Linked DNA regions of Homo sapiens: all the other regions are linked to region 3. Evidence: read pairs that join two places in POLR2A ChIA-PET (ENCODE). Cell type or tissue: GM12878. All regions are shown on one strand. Each heading gives the region's core, and the rest is flanking DNA. Links, peaks and the distances in the headings are about the cores only.

Evidence for each region. Peaks named below come from ENCODE experiments on the same cell type or tissue, not always from the same donor. Only the 100,000 strongest peaks of a DNase experiment are listed, where the experiment ranks them.
Region 1: POLR2A ChIA-PET joins it to region 3 with 5 read pairs; 8 of 35 experiments call an interaction of 5 or more read pairs at or near these places.
Region 2: POLR2A ChIA-PET joins it to region 3 with 6 read pairs; 4 of 35 experiments call an interaction of 5 or more read pairs at or near these places.

The regions. Positions count from the first base shown.
Region 1 is chr11:73,635,887-73,642,303 of GRCh38, reverse strand. It overlaps the pseudogene LOC100419713. Among named protein-coding and RNA genes, the nearest start is that of PLEKHB1, 7.5 kb to the left of the region's middle. In GM12878, for the core only: no CTCF peak of the experiment used is centred there; no DNase peak of the experiment used is centred there.
Region 2 is chr11:73,734,089-73,740,505 of GRCh38, reverse strand. All of the region lies in intron 1 of RAB6A (RAB6A, member RAS oncogene family), which reads left to right. Among named protein-coding and RNA genes, the nearest start is that of RAB6A, 24 kb to the left of the region's middle. In GM12878, for the core only: no CTCF peak of the experiment used is centred there; no DNase peak of the experiment used is centred there; H3K27ac peaks cover 332 bases.
Region 3 is chr11:73,518,023-73,524,439 of GRCh38, reverse strand. All of the region lies in intron 1 of FAM168A (family with sequence similarity 168 member A), which reads left to right. Among named protein-coding and RNA genes, the nearest start is that of FAM168A, 77 kb to the left of the region's middle. In GM12878, for the core only: no CTCF peak of the experiment used is centred there; DNase peaks (open chromatin) are centred at 2,629, 3,539 and 3,951; H3K27ac peaks cover 1,937 bases.

The sequences.
Region 1 (6,417 bases), core at 701-5,700, 120 kb before region 3:
TTTTCATGTGCTTATTAGACATTTGTATACCTTCTTTGGGGAAATGTTTATTCTAATCTTTTGTCCATTTTTTAATTGGGTTATTTGGCTTTTGTTGTTGAGATGTAAAAAGTTTTTAAAACTAATAAAATATTTTTCTAATTTTTTTTAAGGCTAGGGCGTGGTGGTATGCACCTGTGGTCCCAGCTACGAAGGAGGCTGAGGTGGTAGGATCGCTTGAGCTCAGGAGATGGAATGCACCACTGCACTCCAGCCAGGAAGTGTAATGGTTAGTTTTATGTGTCAACCTGGCTAGGCTATAGTCCCCAGTTACTCAATCTAACACACTAATCTAGGTGTTGCTGTAAAAATATTGTGTAGATTTGGTTGACCTATACAATCATTTGAAGTTAAGTAAAGGAAATTATCTTTGATAATTGGTGGGCCTCACCAATCAGTTGAAGGGTCTAACAAGCAAAACAGGTTTCCCTGAGAAGGAAGAAATTCTGCCTGTGGATTGAACTGTAGCCTCAGCCCCAGCCTGAGAGTTTCCAGCTTGCTCTGCAGATTTTAGACTTGCCAGCCCCCTCAATCATATAAGCCAATCCCTTAAAATAAATCTCTTTGTATATGTATATATCTCCTACTATTTCTGTTGCTCCGGAGAGCCCTGACTAATGCAGGGAAGAAGAGGATGTCTTCCTTCCATTAACTCCCAATTTGAATCAATTGGAAACACCAGGTTTGGGAATGAAGGAGGAAGGCCTGGCAGACAAGGAGATCTGAGGGGAGGGTGTTGAGAGCCTCCCGTCTAGAGGAAACGGTACCCCATGTCTAGAGATGGGAGGTGGTGAAAATGTTACCTGAACAATACTCCATCTGGATCATCAGATGAATAAGGACTTCTAGAAGCTCAAGTTTAATCACTGTTTTCTTTATTCTTTGGTTTTTGTTTTTTTGAGACAGTGTCTTGCTTTGTTTCCCAGGCTGGAATGCAACGGCGCGATCTCGGCTCACTGCAACCTCTGCCTCCTGGGTTCAAGTGAGTCTCGTGCCTCAGCCTCCTCAGTAGCTGAGACTGCAGGTGCGCACCACCACACCTGGCTAATTTTTGTATTTTCAATAGAGACAGGGTTTTGCCATTTTGGCCAGGCTGGTCTTGAACTCCTGACCTCAGGTGATCCACCCACCTCGGCCTCCCAAAGTGCTGGGATTACAGGTGTGAGCCACCATGCCCAGCCTCTTTATTCTTTATCTCATCTTTGTGATCTCTAGTTTTGAGATGAGGAGCTTTCTTTCAGCCTCCTGTACTCTCAACTAACAATCATGAGCTTTTAGTTCAAGGGAAATAACTTGGTTTTGAGAAGAACAAATGATCCTGTTGCACTGTGCTACAAGGTCTTTGACTTGCTTTCTGAAGGTCTTCAGCTCTTTATAACAGGCTCATCTTGGCATTTGCTTCAGAACTTTCTTCCTCTTGCTCCAATAATGACCTTCCCAGACAGATCATTTCTCAAGAGACGACACTGCTTTGTCTTGACAAAGTTCAGTCACTTCATTTCCTCTCTGCAGAAGATTTTGATCTGCACTTTCAGTCGAGGTTTGCTCAGCCTGAAGATTTTTCACCTGATCTGTCTTGGCTTTTCTGTTTTCTTCTTTAGCAATGTTGATGTAGAATTGATTTTTCTCCCATCTGGGATGTTTAAATGTACACTTGACTTTTCAACATTAATTTCTTCCTGGCTCCTCTTGTCTGGTCATAAATACTCTCTTCACCTGCAGATTCTAAGTTATTACCCATGTTCTCTTCTCCAAGGGAAGCTATCACATCTTTTATCTTTAGGCCAGGCATGGTGGTATGCACCTATAGTCCTAGCTACTGGGAAGGCTAAGGCAGGAGGATTGCTTGAGCCCAGGAGTTCAAGGGAGCAGTGAGCTATGAGAGCGCCACTGTACTCCAACCTGAGCAAAAGAGATCTTGTCTCAAAATAAATAAATAAACAAACAAACAGAAAAATTCTGCCCCAAACCAAGATTACTATTAACACATGTAGTATCACAACACACATTAACTCTCTCCCATTAATTCCCCAGGAGAGTAAATCTTAGTCTTACATTGTCAGATACTTCTCCATAGAATTTTGTTGCAGTGGGCCAGGGGTGGTGGCTCATGCCTGTAATCCTAGCACTTTGGGAGGCTGAGGCAGGTGGATCACTTGAGGTAAGGAGTTTGAGACCAGCCTGGCCAACATGATGAAACCTCGTCTCTACTAAAAATACAAAAATTAGCTGGGCGTGGTGGTGCATGCCTGTAATCCCAGCTACTCAGGAGACTACTCAGGAGGCTGAGGTAGGAGAATTGCTTGAGCCTGGGAGGCAGAGGTTGCAGCAAGCCGAGATCGCACCATTGCACTCCAGCCTGGGCAACAGAGTAAGTGAGACTGTCTCATTAGAAAAAAAAAAAAAAAAGAACTCTGCTGCAGCATCTTCTAGGTTTGTCCATGGTACAGATTCGTGGTGGAGGTTGCAGTGAGCCGAGACCCCGCCACTGCACTCCAGCCTGGGCGACAGAGTGAGACTCCATCTCAGAAAAAAAGAAAAGAAAAAAAAAAGAACAAATGAATGAGGGAGTGAATGAAGCCATCATTTGTCATCTATGAAGATTCACATATAATACTTTGTTGAATTGACAGATAATTCTTTTAGGAAAACTTAAAACTCCTTTCAGAACTCAGTGTAGGACGGTGGAGAGAAGACGAGGTGGTGGCAACTCTGGCCTGGGTTCCTCTCTCCCTCTTGCCCCACCCCCCACACCCACTCTTGCCACCCCCACTATGAGATTTGAACAAATTGCTGAACGCTTCTAAGTCTCCTTTCCTCTTCTGTAGGTGGAGAGAGCACTGCCCTCCTCATGTGAGTGTTGGGAGGATTAGGAGGATGACACAGAGCCCAGCAGGTAAGGGCTTCACTACCTTTTAGTGAACTTCTTTATTCCATTATCCAAGACATCAGCAACTCTTTCTATTGGTCAAATGTTTGGTTATTTTACCCAGGTTGAGCCAGATCTCAAAATACGAAAATAAGAAAATAAAATAGCTGCTATAAACTTAAAAAAATAAAATAAAATTCTTTTTACTGCTAGAAATAATATGTCTAGTAAACAGAAGAGATTCTAGTAAAAACTGCTAGAATTAATAAAAGAATTGGGCAAGGTGACTGCATATAAGATAAATATATAAAGCAAAAAACCGGCTGGGTGCGGTGGTTCACGGTTGTAATCCCAGCACTTTGGGAGGCTGAGGTGGGTAGATCACCTGAGGTCAGGAGTTCAAGACCAGCCTGGCCAGCATGGTGAAACCCCGTCTCTACTAAAAATACAAAAATTAGGGCTGGGCATAGTGGCTCACATCTGTAATCCCAGAACTTTGGGAGGCTGAGGCAGGTGGATCACAAGGTCAGGAGATCGAGACCATCCTGGCTAACACGATGAAACCCCATCTCTACTAAAAATACAAAAATTTAGCTGGGCATGGTGGCACGTGTCTGTAGTCCCAACTACTTGGAAGGCCGAAGCAGGAGAATTGCTTGAAACCAGGAGGTGGAGGTTGCAGTGAGCCGAGATTGTGCCATTACACTCCAGCCTGGGTGACAGAGTGAGACTCCGTCTAAAAAAAAAAAAAAAATAGCTGGGAGTGGTGGCAGGCACCTGTAACCCCAGCTACTTGGGAGGCTGAGACAAGAGAATTGAGAATTGCTTGAACCTGGGAGGTGGAGGTTGCTGTGAGCCAAGATCGTGCCATTGCACTCCAGCCTGGGCGACAAGAGTGAAACTCTGTCTCAAAAAAAAAAAAAAAAAAAAAAAAAGCGAAAAACCTGTTTTGTTTGTTTGTTTGTTTGTTTTTAAAGAAAACTTTACAATGAGGAATAAAAAGCAGCTGCAGACTGTTAGCTCCCCTTCCCTCCATTCCCTCCTCTGGAACACTGGCCCCCTAGGCCTGGTTGGTTCAGCAGATCTTCATTGCCTTTATATATTTGGTTTGGGACAAGGTGTGGGGTTCTTGTGAGAGGCTATTTTATCTGGCGTTTCTTGTCGTTCTCAGCAGGAGCACTCAATGCCAAAGGCTGCTGTATTATACTTGGAAGCAAAAGTGTCAGTCTCTTTTTACTCTTAAAATGAATACCAGGAAACAAAATGGTGGTGGGGATTATACTTATGATAGAAACCAAAACTATGAAATACTTCAGAATACATTTTCTTTAGAAGAGTATTGAACCCATAAAAAGAAAACCGCGGCTAGGCGCGGTGGCTCACGCCTGTAATCCCAGCACTTTGGGAGGCTGAGGCAGGCGGATCACAAGATCAGGAGATCGAGACCATCCTGGCTAAAACGGTGAAACCCCATGTCTACTAAAAATACAAAAAATTAGCTGGGCGTGGTGGCGGGTGCCTGTAGTCCCAGCTACTCGGAAGGCTGAGACAGGAGAATGGCTTGAACCCGAGAGGCGGAGCTTGCAGTGAGCCGAGATAGCGCCACTGCAGTCTGGCTGGGCGAAAGAGCGAGACTCCGTCTCAAAAAAAAAAAAAAAAAAAAAAAAGAAAACCGCAAAATCTTATTAAAAGACATAAAACAAGATTTGAATGAACGAAAAGACACATCATGTTTTTGTATGAAAAGATATAAATTCATAAAAACTCTTTAAAATTACTATATAAATTTCATGTAGTTCCAGCTAGAATATTAATAAATTTCTTTTTAAAAAAAGAATTGTCAAAAGTATGAAAAATAAGAACAGAGGAGGAGACCTGTTCTCCAGAAATCAGGATTGATCAGAAAACCAGTGTAATCAGAGCAATTGACAGCAGAGACTGCTAGTCTATCCTCAGTATTCATTCTTCCTTAGAACCCTAGATCTACATCTGGGTACATAGCCACTTGGAATAAAGACCACATCTCCTAGCCTATCTTTGAACTTAGTGTGGCTATGTGAGTAAATTCTGGCAAATGAAATACTGGCAGAAGTGTCCTGTGCAACTTCAGAAAATGTCCTTAGAGGGAGAGAGACATCTTTCTTTGTCTCTTTCACCTTCTGTTGGTTGGAAAGCAGCCATTTTGGCTGGAATTGGAGCAGCCATCTTGGACTGGGAGAGAAAAGCTATATGTTGATGGTGGAAGAACAACAAGACAGAAGGAGCCTGGGTCCCTGAAACTGTGGAAGAGACACAGGACTTATCTCTGGACTTCATTTATGAGAGAGAGAAATAAACGTTTATTTAGTTTAAGCCACTATTACTTTATTTTTTCTGTCAATCACAGGCAAAGCTGATTCTAATTGATATAAAATTTGGCACCTGGAAAAAGACTACTACAAGTGACAGAACCTAAATGCTTAATTAATGAATGCAGGTGGGTGGCAGATGGCAAAGACTCAGACATTGCTGACTGGGAAGCTTGTGATCCTTGTTATGCAGTGGTCAAACATTTGATCAAAACCTTGTGTTTCAGTTAACTATTATTGTGTGGCAAACCACCTCCAAACTTAATAGGTTAGAACAACAAGTGTTTTATTACCTCTCACCATTCTGTGGGTTGACGGTGACAGCTGGGTGGTTCTTCTGGATCTCACAGGGGTATTTCATGAGGTTACAGTCAGATTGAAGCTGGGGATGAATATGCAAGTTGACACCTCCTTGGTGTCACATGTGTGGCACCAGGATGGCCAAAAGCTGTGACCTCTCCTTCCACGTGGCTTAGCCTGGGCATCATAACATGGCGGCTGGATCCCAAGAATGCGAAAGTGGAAGACCTTCTTAAGGCTTAGGCCTAGAACCGGCAAGTGTCACTCTGCCACAGTCTATTGGTTAGAGTGAGTCACAGGCCCAGCCCAGATGTAAAGGGAGGATACTACACAAGGCTGTGAATACTGGTGACATGGCTCTCTAGGGACAATCTTCAGACAATAGCTACCTCACCTTGGAAGGCAGATCATGGACTGACTGAGGTTGTAGCAATGCAATGCAGCCATGTAGAAATGATAAGGAAATTCAGGGCCGGGTGCAGTGGCTCACATCTGTAATCCCAGCACTTTGAGAGGCCAAGGATGGTGGATCACCTGAGGTCAGGAGTTCGAGACCAGCCTGACCAAAATGGTGAAACCCCATCTCTACTAAAAATACAAAAATTAGCCAGGTGTGGTGGCACGTGCCTGTAATCCCAGCTATTCCAGAGGCTGAGGAATTGCTTGAACCCAGGAGGCGGAGGTTGCAGTGAGCGGAGATTGCGCCACTGCACTCCAGCCTGGGCAACAAGAGTGAGACTCTGTCTCAAGAAAAAAATAAAAAATAAATGATACGGAAATTCAGAATGTTCCTGTTTTCTGGCTTCTTCTTGCTACTTTTAGCAAGTCCTGTGAGAGAGAAAATCAAGCTAGAGTTAGCTT
Region 2 (6,417 bases), core at 417-5,416, 220 kb before region 3:
TTATTGACTAGGTAAGTTACACTGAAGTAGCATTAGCTTGGTTTATTTGATTTTGTTTTCCTCTAGAATTGCATCACCTAGGTGAGACGCCCTTGGATATGATATTGCAGTGAGGTTTGCTTGCAGCTGAGCTTTTCTGTTGTGATCCCTAGGTACTTTTCTCAACTGTCTTTGTTACCAGGATGGAACAATGACTAGATAGTGTCTTTTGCTTGGCTTTGTTACTACAATCATAGCATATGATTTAAGCTACCATTATCATAGCGGATTAATTTTTTATAGTGTTTTTTTGTGGGAAAAAGTAAAAAATATAAATATCTAATTGGTCTAGTTCAATACTATCTGGCCAATGTTATTGACCAAGAATTATGAAGCAGGTCAGAATTTATCATAGTTATAGATTGTAGACTAATTGAGTCCTCTCTTTTTTTTTTTTTTCTTTTTTTTGAGACAGAGTCTTGCTCTGTTGCCCAGGCTGGACTGCAGTGGCGCAGTCTCGGCTCACTGCAACCTCTGCCTCCCAGGTTCAAGCGATTCTCCTGCCTCAGTCTCCTGAGTAGCTGGGACTACAGGTGTGTGCCACCAAGCCCAGCTAATTTTTTGTATTTTTAGTAGAGATGGGGTTTCACTGTGTTAGCCAGGGTGGTGGTCTCCATCTCCTGACTTTGTGATCTGCCCGCCCGGGCCTCCCAAAGTGCTGGGATTACAGGCATGAGCCACCGGGCCCGGCCTGAGGCTTCTCTTTTTTATGCAAATACCAGTCTTAGATTGTGTGAATCCTAGGTATCCTTCAAGAGTATATTATGTGAGGACTTACTTTGCCACTTATAAAACTTATCTTTTAAATTAATATCCCTCGGTTTTCTTGAGGCCCCAATAATTAGTTTATCTAACTTTTAATAATCAACCTTAGAGGTGGCAGGATTTCTTGAGCCCAAGGACTTGGCACTGCAGTGAGCCATGATTGGTGTCACTGCACTCCAGCCTGAGACAGAACAAGACCCTGATTCAAAAAAATAAAAAATAAAAAATCAGGCTGAGTGCACTGGTGGCTCATGACTCATCCCAGCATTTGGGAGGCTGAGGCGGGAAGATCACTTGAGCCCAGGAGTTCGAGACCAACCTGGGCAATATAGTGACACCCCATCTCTTAAAAAATTTTTTAGTTTACTTTTTAGTTATCTTTGGTGTTCCAGTATTTATATATATATATATATATATTTTTTTTTTTTTTTTTTTTTTAATTATTATTACTATTTTTTTTTTGCAGTCTTGCTCTGTCTCCCAGGCCAGAGTGCAGTGCTGTGATCTTGGCTCCCTGCAGCCTCCACTTCCCAGGTTCAAGCGATTCTTGTGCCTCAGCATCCTGAGTACTAGACCTGCCTAATTTTTGTATTTTTAGTAGAGATAGGATTTCACCACGTTGGCCAGGCTGATCTTGAACTCCTGACCTCAAGTGATCTGCCCACCTCAGCCTCCCAAAGTGCTGGGATTACAGGCATGAGCCACTGTGCCCAGCCCCAATATTAGTTTAGTTTAGTTTAGTTTAGTTTTGTTTTTTGAGACAGGAGTCTCACTCTGTTGCCCAAGCTGGAGTGCAGTGGCGCAGTCTTGGCTCACTGCAGCCTCCGACTCCCAGGCTCAAGCAATCATCTGGGCTCAGCCTCTCAAGTAACTGGGACTACAGGTGTGTGCCACTATGCTGGGTAATTTTTGTATTTTTAGTAGAGACGGGGTTTTGCCATGTTGCCCAGGCTGGCCTCAAACTCCTGACCTCAAGTGATCTGCCTGCCTCGGCCTACCAAAGTGCGACCGCTCCTGGCCTCAATATTGGATATTTATTTTATTTTTTACTTTGAGACAGGATCTTACCCTGTTGCCAGGGCTGGAGTGCAGTGGCACTATCACAGTTTATAGTAGTTGCAAACTCCTGGGCTTGAATCTTCCTGCCTCAACCTCCCAAGTAGCTGGGGCTACAGGTCTACTCCACTGTGCTTGGCTAAATTTCTTTTTAAATGTTTTTGGAGATGGAGTTTTGCTTTGTTGCCCGGCTAGCCTTGGACTCCTTGCCTCAAGCATCCTCCAGTTTCAGCTTCCCGAGTATCTGGGATTACAGGCAAGAGCCACTGTCCCTGACCATTTTAGCCATTTTTAAGTGTGTAGTTCAGTGGCATTAAGAACATTCACATTGTAGTACCGGCTAGGCATGGTGCCTCACGACCATAATCCTGGTACTTTGGGAGGCCGTGGTGGGAGGATTGCTTGAGCTCAGGAGTTCAAAACCAGCTTGGGCAACTTAGTGAGACCTTGTCTCTATTAAAAATAAATAAATAAGTAAAAAATAAATAAAAAATAACATTCACATTTAGTACAACCATCACCTGCATAAATTTTTATAACAACTTTATGGAGCTAAAGTTTACATATCATATAATTTACTTGTATCAAGTATACAGTTTAGTGGTTTTTAGTATATATTAATAACATGTGGTCTTTTTTTTTTTTTTTTTTGAGATGGAGTCTCCCTCTGTTGCCCAGGCTGGAGTGCATGGTGTGATCTCGGCTCACTGCAACCTCCGCCTCCCGGGTTCAAGCAATTCTTTGCCTCAGCCTCCCGAGTAGCTGGGATTACAGGCGCCCACCACCACGCCCAGCTAATTTTTGTATTTTTTTTAAGTAGAGACGGGGTTTCACCATGTTGGCCAGGCTGGTCTTGAACTCCTGACCTCATGATCCACCCGCCTTGGCCTCCCAAAGTGCTGGGATTACAGGCGTGAGTCACCATGCCCGGCAATAATATGTGGTCTTTAGTGACTGATCTCTTTCAGTTAGTGTAGTGTTTTCAAGGTTCATTTGTTTTGAAGCATATTATCAATACTTCATCCCATTGTATCTGTGTACCACGTTTTGTTTATTAGTTGATGGACATTTGGCTTGTTTCTGCACTTTGGCTCTTATGGGTAGTGCTTGCCATATGTTATAATGATTTCATTATCATTTAGCTCAAATGATGATGAGTTTTAGAAACAGGGTCTTGCTCTGTCACCCAGGCTGGAGTGCAGTGGTGTGATCATAGCTCACTGCAGCCTCAAACTCCTAGGTTCAAGCAATCCTTCTGCTTCGGCCTGCCAAGTAGGGGACTACAGGTGCATGCCACCACACTCTAGTAAATTTTAAATTTTTTGTAGAGATAGGGTCTCGCTTATTTGCCCAGGCTGATCTCGAACTCCTGTATTCACTCGATCCTCCTCAGCCTCCCAAAGTGATGGGATTACATACACGAGCCAACACACCAAGCCTAAATTTCCATTGTGAGTTCTTCTTGAACCTCTGGGTTAGAAGTACATTATGTTATTTCCAAACATTTCAACATTTTCTGGATATCTTTTAGTTGTAAATTTCTTGTTCAGTTTCACTGAGGGCAGATAATACGTTCTATATGATTTCAAACATTTGAAATTTGTTGAGACTTGCTTTGTGTCCCAGCACTTGTTTTCTTTCTTTCTTCTTTTTTTTTTTTTTTTTTTTGAGACAGTGTCTCGCTGTGTCACCCAGGCTGGACTGCAGTGGCATGATCACGGTTCATTGTAGCTTTGACCTCCTGGGCTCAAGCAATCCTCCCACCTTAGCCTCTCAAGTGTCTGGGACAACAGTATGTACCACCATGCCTGGCTAATTGTTTTTTTTTTTTTTTTTCTTTTTTTTTTCTTTCTCGAGATGAAGTCTCACTGTGTTGCACAGGCTGGAGTGCAGTGGCACAGTCTTGGCTCACTGTAACCTTTGCCTCCCAGGATTAAGTGATTGTCCTGCCTCAGCCTCCGGAGTAGCTGGGATTACAGGCATGAGCCACAATGCCTGGCTAATTTTTGCATTTTTAGTACAGACAGAATTTCACCATGCTGGCCAGGCTGGTCTCAAACTCCTGACCTCAGGTGATCTACCCACCTTGGCCTCCCAAAGTGCTGGGATTACAGGCGTGAGCCACACCGCGCCTGGCCAACTGTACTTGTTTTCAATTAGGAGATACCTTCATCTAGAATTACTTTCACTGGTGAATTTCTTTTTCTTTTTTTTTTGGAGACAGAGTCTTTCTCTGTTGCCCAGGCTGGAGTGCAGTGGCACAATCTCGGCTCACTGCAACCTCCGCCTCCCGGGTTCAAGTGATTTCCCTGCCTCAGCCTCCCAAGTAGCTCAGATTGTGGGTCTCTGCCACCACACCCGGCTGATTTTTGTATTTTTAGTAGAGATGGGGTTTCACCATGTTGGCCAGGCTGATCTGAAACTCCTGACCTCAAGTCATCTGCCCGCCTTGGCCTCTCAAAGTGCTGAGATTACAGCCATGAGCCACCGCACCTGGCCTTAAAACGGTGAATTTCTCATATCTGTAATCCCAGCACTTTCCACCTGTATCGTCTGCTACTCTGGAGGCTAAGGTCAGAGGATTATTTCAACCCAGGAGGTTGAGGCCATGGTGAGCCACGATCATGCCACTGCACTCTGTTTCCAAAAAAAAAAAAGTAGGTGAATTGTATGGTATGTGATTTATCTCTCTCTGTCTCTCTCTCTCTTTTTTTTTTTTTTTTTTAAGGCAAGGTTGGGATTCCAGAAACTGCCTCCTCAAATACTGCTTATTCTCTCAAATAGACTTTTGAGGTTGGGATAGGTTTGATATTAGCAGCAAAATCCTGTAAGAGGGCCTGTAACTTCAAGATTATGTCCTGCATATGGGTTATTACAGATTTACTTGTCTGATTTATTGTTGAAGAATTTAGGTAATCTCGTATATAAGTAGAGTTACGTATTTAAATTTATTTCTTTCCAAATAAGATTGGAAAAATAAATAAAGCTTCCTAAGTTAGCTCTCTAATACTCATGGTCCTTGTTAAAGGCCTGAGATACCTTCTTTTTCTTCTAGCTAAAGTCTCCTTCAGACCTCATGTTTAAAGTTATTTTTCTCTGGAAAGTTTTTCTTTACCTTCTAGCCTTATAATAGAAGACTGCCCCCATTCACAACATGCTCTTGTACTTTTTATCACTCTGCAGTAACTTTTTGTCTCTCTGACTTAACCTTAGCAAGTACTATGTTCTGATTGTTTTTATATCCCCAGCATTTTTCAGTCCCTGGCATTTAGTATGTTCTCATTAAAAGGAAGAAATATAAGTGAGTAGGATCATTTTTCTATTATATTTGCCCTGGGCTACAAAAGTTTCAAAGATTGAGCCCTATCATTTGAATTAGAATTTATACCCAAGTTGTTTGCCAGTGGTTGTTAATACAGTCAAATGGAATGTGAATCCTACTGAGATCATTGTTGTGTCTGGCCTTCACAGAATTGCAAGAGTGTGTAATTAGCATGGTGCAGATGGTGTGATTTTAGGAATGTTATTATAAATGTTGAAATTGTGCTAGAATTTCTATTTTGTTTCTGGAGATTGCATTGAGGCAGCATAGTGAATGCAAATGTAGTTATTAAGAGATGATTTACAAATACATGCATCAAAATTTTATATTTAAACATGACTTTCAAAGGAAATGCTCATTGGAGCATTTCTCATTTCAGGCTTTTGGATTAAGGATGCTCAAGTATAATGCAAATTTTCTAAAATCTGAAATATTTATGGTTCTGAGCATTTTGGTTAAGAGATACTCAACTTGTAGTTGTCTTGTTCCTACCTACTTTTACTGAGAGACACTCTCCTTTAGTTTTTTTTCTCCTAGATTTTAGATTACTCCTGTTAGGAACCAGGCCTCACGGCAGGAGGTAAGCAGTGGGCCTGAGCTCCACCTCCTGTCAGATCAGTGCTGGCATTAGATTCTCATAGGAGCGAGAACCCTATAGTGAACTGTGCATGTGAGGGATCTAGGTTGCATGCTCCTTATGAGAATCTAATGCCTGATGATCTGAGGTAGAACAGTTTCATCCTGAAACCATCCACCGTTCCTCCTCCCCAACTCCCACAGAAAAACTGTCTTCCATGAAACTGGTCCCTGGTGCCAAAAAGATTGGTGACTGCTACTGTAGATTTATCTCCAATTTGGGTTTGCCATTTTTTTTTCTCACTATTAAACTGGATAAACTGGCCAGGTGCGGTGGCTGAAGCCTGTAATCCCAGCTCTTTGGGGGGCTGAGGCAGGTATATCACCTGAGGTCAGGAGTTTGAGACCAGCCTGGCCAACATGGTGAAACTCTGTCTCTACTAAAAATACAAAAACTAGCTGGGCGTGGTGGCGGGCGCCTGTAATCTCAGCTACCCAGGAGGCTGAGGCAGGAGAATCGCTTGACCCCAGGAGGTGAAGGTTGCAGTGAGCTGATATCGTGTCACTGCACTCCAGCCTGGGCGACAGAGTGAGACCCCGTCTCAAAAACAAACAAAAACTTGATAAACTGGGTAAATTCTTCTCCGTTATTAAACTGG
Region 3 (6,417 bases), core at 516-5,515:
AATGATTTTCTTTTCTCCAGTTTCTCTAGTTAGAGAAACTCCTCATAGTTAGATTTTGGATCTCCTCATAGTTAGGTTTTGGCTTATGAAGTGAAAGAAATCATCAAAGAAATTATACTTTTCCCAGGACTTAAGTACACATGTGCTTAGATTGAAAACCCTATCAATTCTCAATACACTGAATGAAAAAAGAAACACAACACCATAAAATTTCAGAACACCATAAAATTTCGAAATGAGAATATAAAAGCTTCCAGAGAGAATTAAGAGGTTATATACAAAAGCATTTGATTTCTCAAAAGCAGTATTGGAAGCTAGAAGAAAGTGGAGGAATTATCTTACATTCTGAGAGGAAAGGATTTTCAAGCTATAATTCTATACCCAGTCAAAACTAACAATTAATTATGAGAGTAGGGGCCGGGGGCAGTGGCTCCTACCTATACCAGTGCTTTGAGAGGCCAAGATGGGAGGATTGCTTGAGCCCAGGAGTTTGAGGTTACAGTGAGTTATGATCACAGCATTGTACTCTGGCTTGGGCGACAGAGTGAGATGCTCTCTCTTCAAAAAAAAAAAAATAGGGGAAAAGAGACATTTTCAGATATGCAGTATCTCAAAAGATTTATCTCCTACCTGTGCTATCTCAGGAAACTTGGTAGTTTGATATACCTAAATGAGATAGAAAAGGAAGAGGGGCTGGGCATGGTGGCTCACACCTGTAATCCAAGCACTTTGGGAGGCTGAGGTGGGAAGATGGCTTGGGTCCAGGAAGAGTTTGAGACCAGCCTGGGCAACGTGGCGAAACCCCGTCCCTACAAAAACAGAAAAATTAACCAGGCATGGTGCTAAAAGTTGAACGTGATTACCATTGGGAAGCAGAGGTCAAAGGTAAGATAGGGGATTGCTGCTTTTTTGATATAAGCCTTATAGTATTGAGTTTGACTTGTGAAACTATCAATCTATTAGCTTTAATCAAATGTAAAATTAAGGCGGTCACTGTGTGCCTATAGTGTCAGCTACTGGGGAGGCAGAGGTAGGAGGATCACTTGAGCCCAACTTCAAGGCCAGCCTGTGCAACATAGCAGGACCCTGTCTCTTAAAAAATAAATAAAATAAAATAAAATTATAAATGATCATTATGCCTTCCTTCTCCCCAAAAACATATGAAGTAAAGCGTTATTACCATACATGGAAATAAGGCCTGTAGAATTAGGGGACCAAAGGTTTTTAGAATGAGTTACTAGAGAAGCTGAAACTCCAGTTCTGGCTCTGACTCTCTGACTCTCACCATTGCCCTTTCTGCTCTAGAGAAAGCAGAAACCTTCTTTGGAGTGTTTGCTGGTGATGTTCACATGAGTAAACCTGTGGTTCCAGCAGCCCCCTCCTCTCATTGTGTGTGTGTGTGTTTTGTTTTGTTTTGTTTTTTGTTTGAGACAGAGTCTTGCTCTGTTGCCCAGGCTGGAGTTCAGTGGTGTTATCTCTGCTCACTGCAACCTCCACCTCCTGGGTTCAAGCAATTCTCCTGCCTCAGCCTCTCAAGTAACTGGAATTACAGATGCCCGCCACTATGCCTGGCTAATTTTTGTATTTTTAGTAGAGACTGGGTTTCTCCATGTTGGCCAGTCTGGTCACAAACTCCTGACTTCAGGTGATCCACCCTCCTTGACCTCCCAAAGTGCTGGGATTACAGGCGTGAGCCACCATGCCTGGCCTCATTGTCTTTTATATTGGCTGTTACAACCTCCGCATTTGGGACACTGCAAAGTATCTGACATAGCCAGTAAAAGTCCTAATGACCCCAGTTCCTGGCCAGGCGTGGTGGCTCACACCTGTAATCCCAGCACTTTGGGAGGCTGAGGTGGGTGGATCATGATGTCAGGAGATTGGTACCATCCTGGCTAACACAGTAAAACCCCATCTCTACTAAAAATACAAAAAATTAGCTGGGCATGGTGGCAGGCACCTGTAGTCCCAGCTACTTGGGAGGCTGAGGCAGGAGAATGGCGTGAACCTGGGAGGTGGTGCTTGCAGTGAGCCGGAGCTTGGAGTGAGCCGAGATCGCACCACTGCACTCCAGCCTGGGCGACAGAACGAGACTCCGTCTCAAAACAAACAAACAAAAAAAACCCAGAGTCCTGATGACCCCGGTTCCTGAGTAGCTGATTCTGTGTTAATAAATTAACATAAAATTGCTTTCCAAAATGTCAGTTCTGCAGCCATGTCCATTTTTTTTTTTTTTGGTGGACTAGAGATACCCCTTTATAGGAATTACATAGATCCATGCTCTTCAATTTAAAAGTTGATTGCTGGCCCCTGACAAAATACCCCTGTGGTAAGAGGGAAGTCACAGCCAGAGTTTAGAAGTCAGAGAACTTGAGTGCAAGCTATGCTCCATTACTTTCCTTGGTTTTTTTCCTCCTTTTAGTAAAGTAGGATATCTTCTTTTCTAGGGTACAGTTTCAACTTCCTTGAGAATTCCCTCCTTAACACCTTTGTTGAACTCTACTGTTCCCAAATTTGCTGTGCCTCATGTAGTCTTTTGGGTTACTTCTGTAAATAATTTGTCACTCATCCATCATGTGTGACAGTTTTATTCTCAGTGAGGAGTCCCATTGTCTAGTGCTGGGGAATCATTCTTTGCCCTCATTTGCCAACTAACAGCTTCAAGCCCAGAATGAGGGCCTCAGGATGAGTCAGTATCCTGGTGGTTTACATCAAATACTAGATTGTCCCCTTCCCCGTTGTTATTACCATTAAAGCATTCTTCTTCTCAGACATTAGCTGCAAGCTCCCTGTGTTTTCTTTGCTTAGTGAAGATAATCTGTGGTTGTTTTATCCAGGTAAAGACTAATTCCTAGTTCTAAAGAGGAAATTAGGAGCAGTTATCCCCTACCTCTCCATCTCCACCAGAGCAAAAGTTCTAACTAGATATGAACAAAAAAGAAGAGCAGAGTTTTCTTCTTCTTTTTTTGTTTTTTTTTTCTAATCTCCTTCCACCCTTGGGCTCAGTGGAATGGAAGAGGGGGCCCCTCAGCTTGGTCAAGTGCCCATGATGAGAGGGTGGGTAGGGTAGTAGGGTAGGTTGTGTCTCAGCTCTCTTGTCCCTGAGGAACAGTCCCTTCAGTTGCAACAATAGTACACACAATAGTAGTATAGGGTGTGTGTCCTGTTATTCAGGCTTCCCTGGAGAGGGGGCCAAAAGATTTCTTTTATGGGGCTAACTGGAAAGGACTGTGGCACTTACTGAGATAATCAACATTCATAGGCTAGGTCGCACATGCAGAACAACCTACCAATCCTGTCAAATTATAAGGCTATAATCAGTCTTATTAAAATGATAGCACATATATTTCCTGAAACTATTTTATCACAATGAAACTTTATCAGCTCATTTATCACTTGGAACCTACTGGTTTCAACAAATGTAAAAGACAGTTTTCTAGATCAAAACACTTTAAGGTAGTGTTTGTTGGAAGGTCCCTGGTCTTGTGAGGTGGTTTCCTGGAACCCGTTACCAGTACTGTTTTTTTTTTTAGCTGCTTATTTCCATTTTCTTTGGGGGATTGAACAGATGTTTGACAGTGGTTTAAAATAATATATAACCACATCTTTTTTTTTTTTGAATGGCTTGACACCTGATAAGAGAGGAACAAAGCCATTGGACAGGTTATGTAGGGAGCCTCATTGATGTTCTGAATATATAAAGGGGCTGAGTTTCATTTTAGACAGGGCATCCTTTGGTGACAGCATTGATTATCCTTTTCATTCAAGGATTATAATTTCAGTGAAACATTTTGAGATGACTGCTAACAAAATTAGGTCGAATCAGGTGTGATTTATGTAATGCACCATTAATGAGGCAATGAGAAAGTCAGCCCTGTCTTTCTGTGCCCTGAAATTCTAAAGAGGTTAATTACAGGAAGGCCTTCAAACCATATGTTCCTTTGTCTTGGAAACAGTCCCATTTTTGCATAATGTGCTTTCTATGTGACTACATCTAGTTATACAGTATTCAGTACCAGCATTTATTACTTGAGTTATTTTGTTTTATATCTGAAATTATATAAAGCTAGCTTTAAAACAATAATAAAATTAGGCCAGGCGCGGTGGCTCACGCCTGTAATCCCAGCACTTTGGGAGGCTGAGGCGGGTGGATCACGAGGTCAGGAGATCGAGACCATCCTGGCCAACATGGTGAAACCCCATCTCTACTAAAAATAAAAAAAAAAATTAGCTGGGCATGGTGGTGCACGCCTGTAGTCCCAGCTACTTAGGAAGCTGAGGCAGGAGAATTGCTTGAACCAGGGAGGCAGAGGTTGCAGTGAGCCGAGATTGTGCCACTGCACTCCAGCCTGGTGACAGAGTGAGACTCTGCCTCCAAAATAATAATAATAATAATAAAATTATAATTTTAAGAGGTGAATCTGATATGCTACACTTCTTGACCTGTGATTAACCCAACAATATTGCTTCAAAAATCTATGTACTGGGCAGAGTCACTACCTGTAGTCTCAGCTACTCAGGAGTTTGAGGTGGGAGAATTACTTGAGCCCAGGAGTTTGAGACCAGTCTGGGCAACATAGTGAGACCCTATCTCTTGAAAAAAAAAATATACATATATATATGTATACACACACAAACGCACACGCACACACACACACACATACATGCTCTGGTCTTTGTGCTGCTCTCTCCCTTGTTCTCTGTGTTCCAGCTATCCTCATCATCTCTCAGCTCCTCTGAGAGCCTGTCAAGCTTTTTTCTCCTTCAGTGACTTTGCTCATGCTGTTCTTTTTCCTAAAATATTTGCCTGTTCCTCTCTCCATCATGGCTAACTACTCCTCTGTTATGGCTTGTTTAATTGTCACTGCCTTGGAATGCCCTTTCTTGACTTGCCATCCTCAAGCAAATCTCTTTTTGCTTCTTTATAAGCTTCTGTTACATGTTGTAATTATAGGATGTATTAGTCTGTCCCACTTGTCCTTCATCTCTTTCCTCCTCTAGAGTGTAAACTCTGAGGATGGGGCAGTGGCTGAGTAATGCATAATTGCATTCTCAGTGCCTAACACAATGTCTGGGGCCTGACACATGGTAGGAACTCATAACAAATATTTGTTGAAAGCCTGAATGAATGAAGGAGACCCTTACATTTTTTTTCATGGTTCCTTCCTAGGAAGCATCCCATGAAAACCAGGCAAAAGCTGCATTCTAATGGTATTCATAAGATCAGACCCACCCAGATTCAAGGGGAGGAGAAATAGTATCTACCTCTTGATGGAGTTGTGGCAAGATCACATTGTGGTAGAGCATGTGGGATGGGAGATTGTCTCAGTCCATTTGTGTTGCTATAAAGGAATACCTAAGACTGTAATTTATAAAGAAAAGGGGCTTCTTTGGCTCATGGTCCTGTAGGCTGTGTGGGAAGCATGGCATCAGCATCTGCTTCTGGTGAGGGCTTCAGGCTGCTTCCACTCATGGCAGAAGGGGAAGGGGAGCCAGTGAAATTACATGGTGAGAGAGGAAGTTGAGGGAGGTGCCAATTTTTTTTGAGACAGTCTCACTCTGTCTCCCAGGCTGGAGTGCAGTGGCGCAATCTTGGCTCACTGCAACCTCTGCCTCCCGGGTTCAAGCAATTCTCCTGCCTCAGCCTCCTGAGTATCTGGGACTACAGGTGCGCACGACCACGCCCAGCTAATTTTTGTATTTTTTAGTAGAGATGGGGTTTCACCATGTTGGCCAGGCTGGTTTCGAACTCCTGACCTCGTGATCCACCCGCCTCAGCCTCCCAAAGTACTGGGATTACAGGTGTGAGCCACTGCACCTGGCCCAAATTCGTTTTAAGAGCCAGCACTGGAGGGAACAAACAGAGCAAGAACTTTTCCCCCACCACAATTCCACGCCCCCTCCCCACATTAATCTATTTATGAGGGATCTGCCTCCATGACCTACATACCTCCCACTAGGCCCCACCTCCAACACTGGGGATCAGATTTCTTTTTAAAAAATATTTTAATATGAAAATATTTTAATTTTTAATTAATTTTTAATTTTTAATGTTTTTTAATATTTTAAAATTTCTTTTATTTCACTTAGGATAGGGGATCAAATTTCAACATGAGGTTTGGAAGGTCAGATTTCCAAACTATAGCAGAGATGTTATTGTGACCATCTTTGGAAAATACAATCTGTTGCAAGAGATTATTCCTAGCTGGGTACTGCATATCTTCCCTGGGAGATTGATTCAGCCTGGTTATAGGCCTATATACTACTCTCTAATATCCCTGGATAGTCACCACTACGGTGTAAAAGTCAGGAGTTCAGAGCTTGGTTCTGTCACTTACTAGTGATAGAAAAAGAAAACCTGTTTAAAAATGTAGTTTCTTCATTCTTTCAGGCTTTCAACAAGTACTAGTATGTGTC